2 separate regions of the Homo sapiens genome follow, and region 1 is linked to region 2. Evidence: read pairs that join two places in POLR2A ChIA-PET (ENCODE). Cell type or tissue: A673. All regions are shown on one strand. Links, peaks and the distances in the headings refer to the core of each region. The heading gives the core; the rest is flanking DNA. Region 1 overlaps TOGARAM1 (TOG array regulator of axonemal microtubules 1). Region 2 overlaps LINC02277 (long intergenic non-protein coding RNA 2277).

What was found. ChIA-PET counts read pairs that join two places held together with the same protein. Peaks named below come from ENCODE experiments on the same cell type or tissue, not always from the same donor. Only the 100,000 strongest peaks of a DNase experiment are listed, where the experiment ranks them.
Region 1: POLR2A ChIA-PET joins it to region 2 with 7 read pairs; 2 of 35 experiments call an interaction of 5 or more read pairs at or near these places.

Annotation. Positions count from the first base shown.
Region 1 is chr14:44,965,733-44,968,657 of GRCh38, reverse strand. The region is part of intron 1 of TOGARAM1 (TOG array regulator of axonemal microtubules 1); the gene reads right to left. Among named protein-coding and RNA genes, the nearest start is that of TOGARAM1, 5.0 kb to the right of the region's middle. In A673, for the core only: no CTCF peak of the experiment used is centred there; no DNase peak of the experiment used is centred there; H3K4me3 peaks cover 1,723 bases; H3K27ac peaks cover 1,185 bases.
Region 2 is chr14:44,395,604-44,398,528 of GRCh38, reverse strand. All of the region lies in intron 2 of LINC02277 (long intergenic non-protein coding RNA 2277), which reads left to right. Among named protein-coding and RNA genes, the nearest start is that of LINC02307, 11 kb to the right of the region's middle. In A673, for the core only: no CTCF peak of the experiment used is centred there; no DNase peak of the experiment used is centred there.

The DNA of each region.
Region 1 (2,925 bases), core at 333-2,832, 570 kb before region 2:
GGATGAGGTGGGTCAGGTTGTTCTTGTGTGGACAGGGGTATATGGGAACTATCTGTACTCTCTGTTGAAAGTTGCTGAGAACCTAAAACTGCTTTAAAAATTAAAGTCCAGGCCGGGCGCGGTGGCTCACGCCTGTAATCCCAGCACTTTGGGAGGCCGAGGCGGGCAGATCACGAGGTCAGGAGATCGAGACCATCCTGGCTAACACGGTGAAACCCCGTCTCTACTAAAAATACTGGGCATGGTGGCGGGTGCCTGTAGTCCCAGCTACTCGGAAGGCTGAGGCAGGAGAACGGCGTGAACCCGGGAGGCGGAGCTTGCAGTGAGCCGAGATCGCGCCACTGCACTCCAGCCTGGGCGACAGAGTGAAACTCCGTCTCAAAATAAATAAATAAAAAATAAAGTCTAATAATTTAAAATATGCATGTATATATACTTTTTTTAAACTGCACACATAAAACTGTTTAGATATTTATTCCCTGTCCTCTATTAAAATAGTTCTTCTAAGACCTTTTTTGAACAAGTAATTACAACTTGATTTCTGGGTTAAGTTTTAATTACACCACAGCATCTTTCAAAAGCAAAATATGTCTATGCTGGCATTTCAGAAATGCACTTATCTTCAGATTCTTTTTGCTTTGGCCGGCACCAGAATCTTTTTAATAATATATACACTGACATCTCAGACTTGACACATGACAAGCAGTCTTAAGAGTAATGCCTTAAAAAAAATCATCACTACCAGATAATGCTTATAATACAAGGAAATAACATATAACCAGATTATATAAATCTGAAAATTATTTCCAAAAAAATCTACAAGTTTTGGGATTGAAAGGAACCATAGAGAACACTCAATTCACCTCCTCCCATCTGAGGTCTACTGCAGAAGGTTCAAACTCATTATTTGCAAGATATTATCTCCATACTTTACCCCATCTACATCTCCAGTATCATCTGCTACTTCCCACTAGGCCCCTTGTGTTTGCTGTGCAAAAATTCCCCATTCTCTTATTAATTTGCTAAGTTCTTTCACATAATCAGTGTCTCTAAACACGCTATTCCTTTAGTCTGAAATTCACTGGGACCTATCCACACTTAGCAAGCTCCTATTCATCTTTCATCATGCTGTTTGAATAATAATTACATAGATAAAAGACTTAATTTAAGAAAAGTTTGACCACAAAATTCTGACTGTGGAATAATTCTAAATACAAAAAGAACTGTAACGAAATCTTAAACTTTACTTAGTAGGTAGTTGGTTGCTGTTGCTGGTCTAGCAATTTTGTGGGGGGAGGGGGGTTACTGTAGGATACAGCATATGAATAAATATTACTGATGTTGGGTAGCAGGGATTTTATTGTGAACGAAGGGAGATTCAAATATGGAATAAAGGAAGATGAGAAAGAACCCTGCAGTACTAGTTTTGAATTGGAGGTATTAATATAAATGCATTAAAAAACAAACAAACAAAAAACAAGTACTCCTTGGTTCTGTCCACTGAAAGGGTCAAACCACAATGGCAAGAAATAGCAATGAGCAAATCTATACTCAGACTTTTGTTTTCAAATACCACTGCCCAATAAAAAGGCAGTACTAGGACTTCTGAAAAAAATGGCTGATTCCAGGTCTGAAGCAAGAAAAAAAAAACCAAAGTAAGGCTAGGCATCATGTTACTCTTGTTTTGTTTTATTTTGTTTTTGAGTCTGGGTCTCACTCTTGAGCAGGCTGGAGTGCAGTGGCACAATCATGGCTCACTGCTGCAGTCTGGAACTCCTGGGCTCAAGCAATCCTCCCACTTCAGCCTCCGAAGTAGCTGGGACTACAGGCCTGCACCACCATGCCTGGCTAAGTTTTTTTATTTTTGTAGAGATGGGGATCTCACTATGTTGCCCAGGCTGGTCTCGAACTCCTGGCCTCAAGCAATCGTCCAAATGTTATGTTAAGGAAATAATCAAAGACTAAAGAACAGTCATGTTAAAAGGACACAGGAGCCAGCCACTAGTTAAATTTGGGACAATTTTATCATGAAAAAGTTAAAAAAAATTTAGTAACAAAAAATAATATGTAATTATTACACATACAAGAAAAAAAGAATTGCAGGTAGTAAACAGAGAAGAAATGTCACAATTTTTTAAAATTACTCTTTTTGTAATTAATTTATTTTAGTATTATTATTATTTTTGAGATGCAGTCTTGCTCTGTTGCCTAGGCTGGGGTACAGTGGTGTGATCTCAGCTCACTGCAACCTCTGCTTCCTGGGTTCAAGTGATTCTTTTGCCTCAGCCTCCCGAGTAGCTGAGATTACAGGTGTGTGCCACCACACCCAGCTAATTTTTGTATTTTTAGTAGAGACGGGGGTTTCACCATGTTGGCCAGGCTGGTCTCCAACTCCTGACCTCAGGTTATCTGCCTGCCTCAGCCTCCCAAAGTGCTGGCATTACAGGTGTGAGCCACCCTGCCTGGCCTTTGTAATTTAAAAATTACAATTTGGGCTGGGTATGGTGGCTCACGCCTGTAATCCCAGCACTTTGGGATGCCGAGGCGGGTGGGTCAGGAGTTTGAGACAGGCCTGGCCAACATGGTGAAACCCTGTCTCTACTAAAAATACAAAAATTAGCTGGGCGTGGTGGTGGGAGCCTGTAATCTCAGCTACTCAGGACACTGAGGTGGGAGAATCGTTTGACCCTGGGAGACAGAGGTTGCAGTGAGCTGAGATTGCGCCATTGCGCTCCAGCCTGGGCAACAGGGCGAGACTCCATCTCAAAAAAAAAAAAAAAAAAAAAAATTACTATTTGTAAGCCCCCAGTGTAATAAATGATACAGGTAAAGACCATTGGTGGATGCTAAACACAGTGGGTGAAAAGTTGTCGGGGTATTCTTAGGGTCTCAAAGTATCACTGTACTGATTATATGCTAATTCTA
Region 2 (2,925 bases), core at 192-2,691:
TATTTTGACAATAATTACATTGAATCTGTAGACTGCTTTGGGTAGCATGGACATTTTAACAATATTCAGTCTTCCAATTCATGAAGATGGAATATCTTTACTTTTTTTGTGTTTTCTCCAATTTCTTGCATCAATGTTTTATAGTTTTCATTGTGGCATCTTTATTTCTTTGATTAAGTTTCTTCCTAGGAGTTTCATTTTATTTGTAGCTATTGTTAATGGGATTACTTTCATGATTTCTTTTGTAGATTGTTCACTGTTGGCATATAGAAATGCTACTGATATTTGTATGTTGATTTTGTATCCTGCAAATTTACTGAATTTATCAGTTCTAATAGTTTTCTTGTGGAGTCTTTAGGTTTTTCCAAATATAAATCATATCATTTGCAAGCAACTATAACTTGAATTCTTCTTTTTGAATTTTGATGTCCTTCATTTTTTCCTCCTGTATGATTTCCCTACTTAGGACTTCCAGTTCTATGTTCAGTACCAGTGGTAAAAGTGGGCATACTTGTCTTGTTCCAGATCTCAGAGGAAAGGCTTTCGGTTTTTCTTCATTCAGTATGATACTAGCTGTGGCTCAGTCATATTGCTCTGTTGTCTTGAAGAGCTGATTTATTTGTGGCAGATGAGGCTCTTTGAGGGCCAATGTTGTAAGAGCTGCTTTGCTAATGCAAAGGTTGGGGAAATTGTGGATAAATTTGGATTCCAAAAGTGGCATTTAGTGACATAGTAACTTATACTGGAATTGAAGCCATGTAGGCATATTTTGTAAACTGTAATGTGCTTTTACATTGCAAAGTACTAGTTGTTTACTTAACACTGCAATCATTTGATTAATAAATTATGTATTTATATATCTACATATCTATCTCTCTCTATATATATATCCATCAGCTGCTTATTTAGAAGTCAGTTTGGCTGACTGGTTCAATTTAAGCACTGCATTAAAGTAAATTCTGTATATTTTCACACATTTCATTGAAGACATCCTAAATTTTTTATAAATAATTTTATGGAAATCTTTAGTAGAACTACATTTTCTTCTATTTTAAATGAACCATTGGACACTGGGAGGCCATTTCAGTAGCAGAATGGTAGTCAAATATCTACTGTTCAAGGCACTATTTGTTTCTAATCAATATTAAAAACAGTGATAATAATACAAGCAAAGAAAAATGTTGTAAACTGAAACCAAACAAAAATCAGACATTTGGCCAGGTGTGGTGGCTCACGCCTGTAATCCCAGCACTTTGGGAGGCTGAGGTGGGCGGATCACGAGGTCAGGAGATCAAGATCATCCTGGCTACCACGGTGAAATCCCATCTCTATTAAAAAAAAAAAATACGAAAAATTAGCTGGGCGTGGTGGCGGGCACCTGTAGTCCCAGCTACTTGAAAGCGGAGGCAGGAGAATGGCATGAAGCCGGGAGGCGGAGCTTGCAGTGAGCCGAGATCGTGACACTGCACTCCAGCCTGGGCAACAGAGCGAGACTCCGTCTCAAAAAAACAAAACAAAACAAAACAAAACAGACATTTATTTAAATAACTACTCATTTAAGTAATTGCTTTCTTTTTCTGATTTTAAAAGATAATTATTCATAGCATAGACAATAAAGACGTATAGAAGGGAGTGAATTCCGGCATAGTGAAGATGGGGTGATGAGAGTGGGAATAAGGGGTAAATGGGAAAACAGATAGCGAGAATGGGCAGCAGAGACTATGCTTCTTCCCTCATCAGGTTATTTGAATATTTGAATTAAAGAAGGAAATTATATATTGAGTGGGAAAATAAAGTTATTTTTACAAACATAGTGACATTTTGGCTGCATTTTATTAGGAAATTTATGTGATATTTAGAGTTGTTGAACTATTATTTTATAGTTGTGGGTTATAATTCTAAAAGAGTAAACATGTATCTAAAATATTAGATGTAATTTTAATTATACAATATTATGTTTAATTAAATCTGTAGCATGTATAGGTGAGTTTTATCTCAACTGTGACTTGGTGTTTTCAGTTACCACCTCTTGCCTACATTCGTCTCTTAGTATTCTGGTTGCGAAATGTTTACTTAATAGTATAATTGGTACTTCTCTTTATTGCTTCATTCACTCCTCCAACAAGTATTTGTTGAGAAGTAACTATGTGCTGGGTACTGTTCTCAACCTGGGTATGTGGCTGTTAAAGCAACAGATAAACTTCCTATTCTTGTGTAGTTTAAATTCTAGCAAGTGAGATGGAAAATATATGAATATCAATAATGCCAAGGGATAAGTGTGATAAAGGAAATAAAGGAAGGGGATGGGAAATGATAGAGTGTGCATTTTAAAGGGAGGGGGCAGGAGATATTTTAAACAAAGTCCTAGAAGGAGCTGAGGGAATGAATCAAAGGAAAAAGTATAAATGAAAGATTAGAAGTAAGATTAGGATAAAGTACGCTAAATGTCTGTAAAGAAGACAGCACTGAAGTTCTAAGTCAGTAATTCAATTCTGAAATAAATCGTATTTTTTCAAAAGCATATTTGGTAGCTTCTATTTATATGACTGAAAAAGCTGCATTACTGCAAGCTAGAAACATTTTTCATTGAAAAATGCACTCTATTCATTCTTTAGGCAATTTCAAGTTAACTTTCTAAAATGAACTAAGATTTAATTTTATCATGATTATATTGAAATGTTAAACTTTGCAGTTCATTTAGATTTATGAAGAAAAAGTCATATAATGAATTCTAATGTGATTTCAGCTAAATTTGGAAGTCAATTTCTTAAGAAATGAAGAAATGTGTTACATTACTTAGCAGAGATCACTAAGACTCAGCCTGGTTTCTCCAAAAACAAGTGATGCTGAATTAGCTTCATGTCCTTTTTTTGACAGAATTGTTAGGCTGGTAGATCAGGGGAAGGATAGAGATATAATTTATTT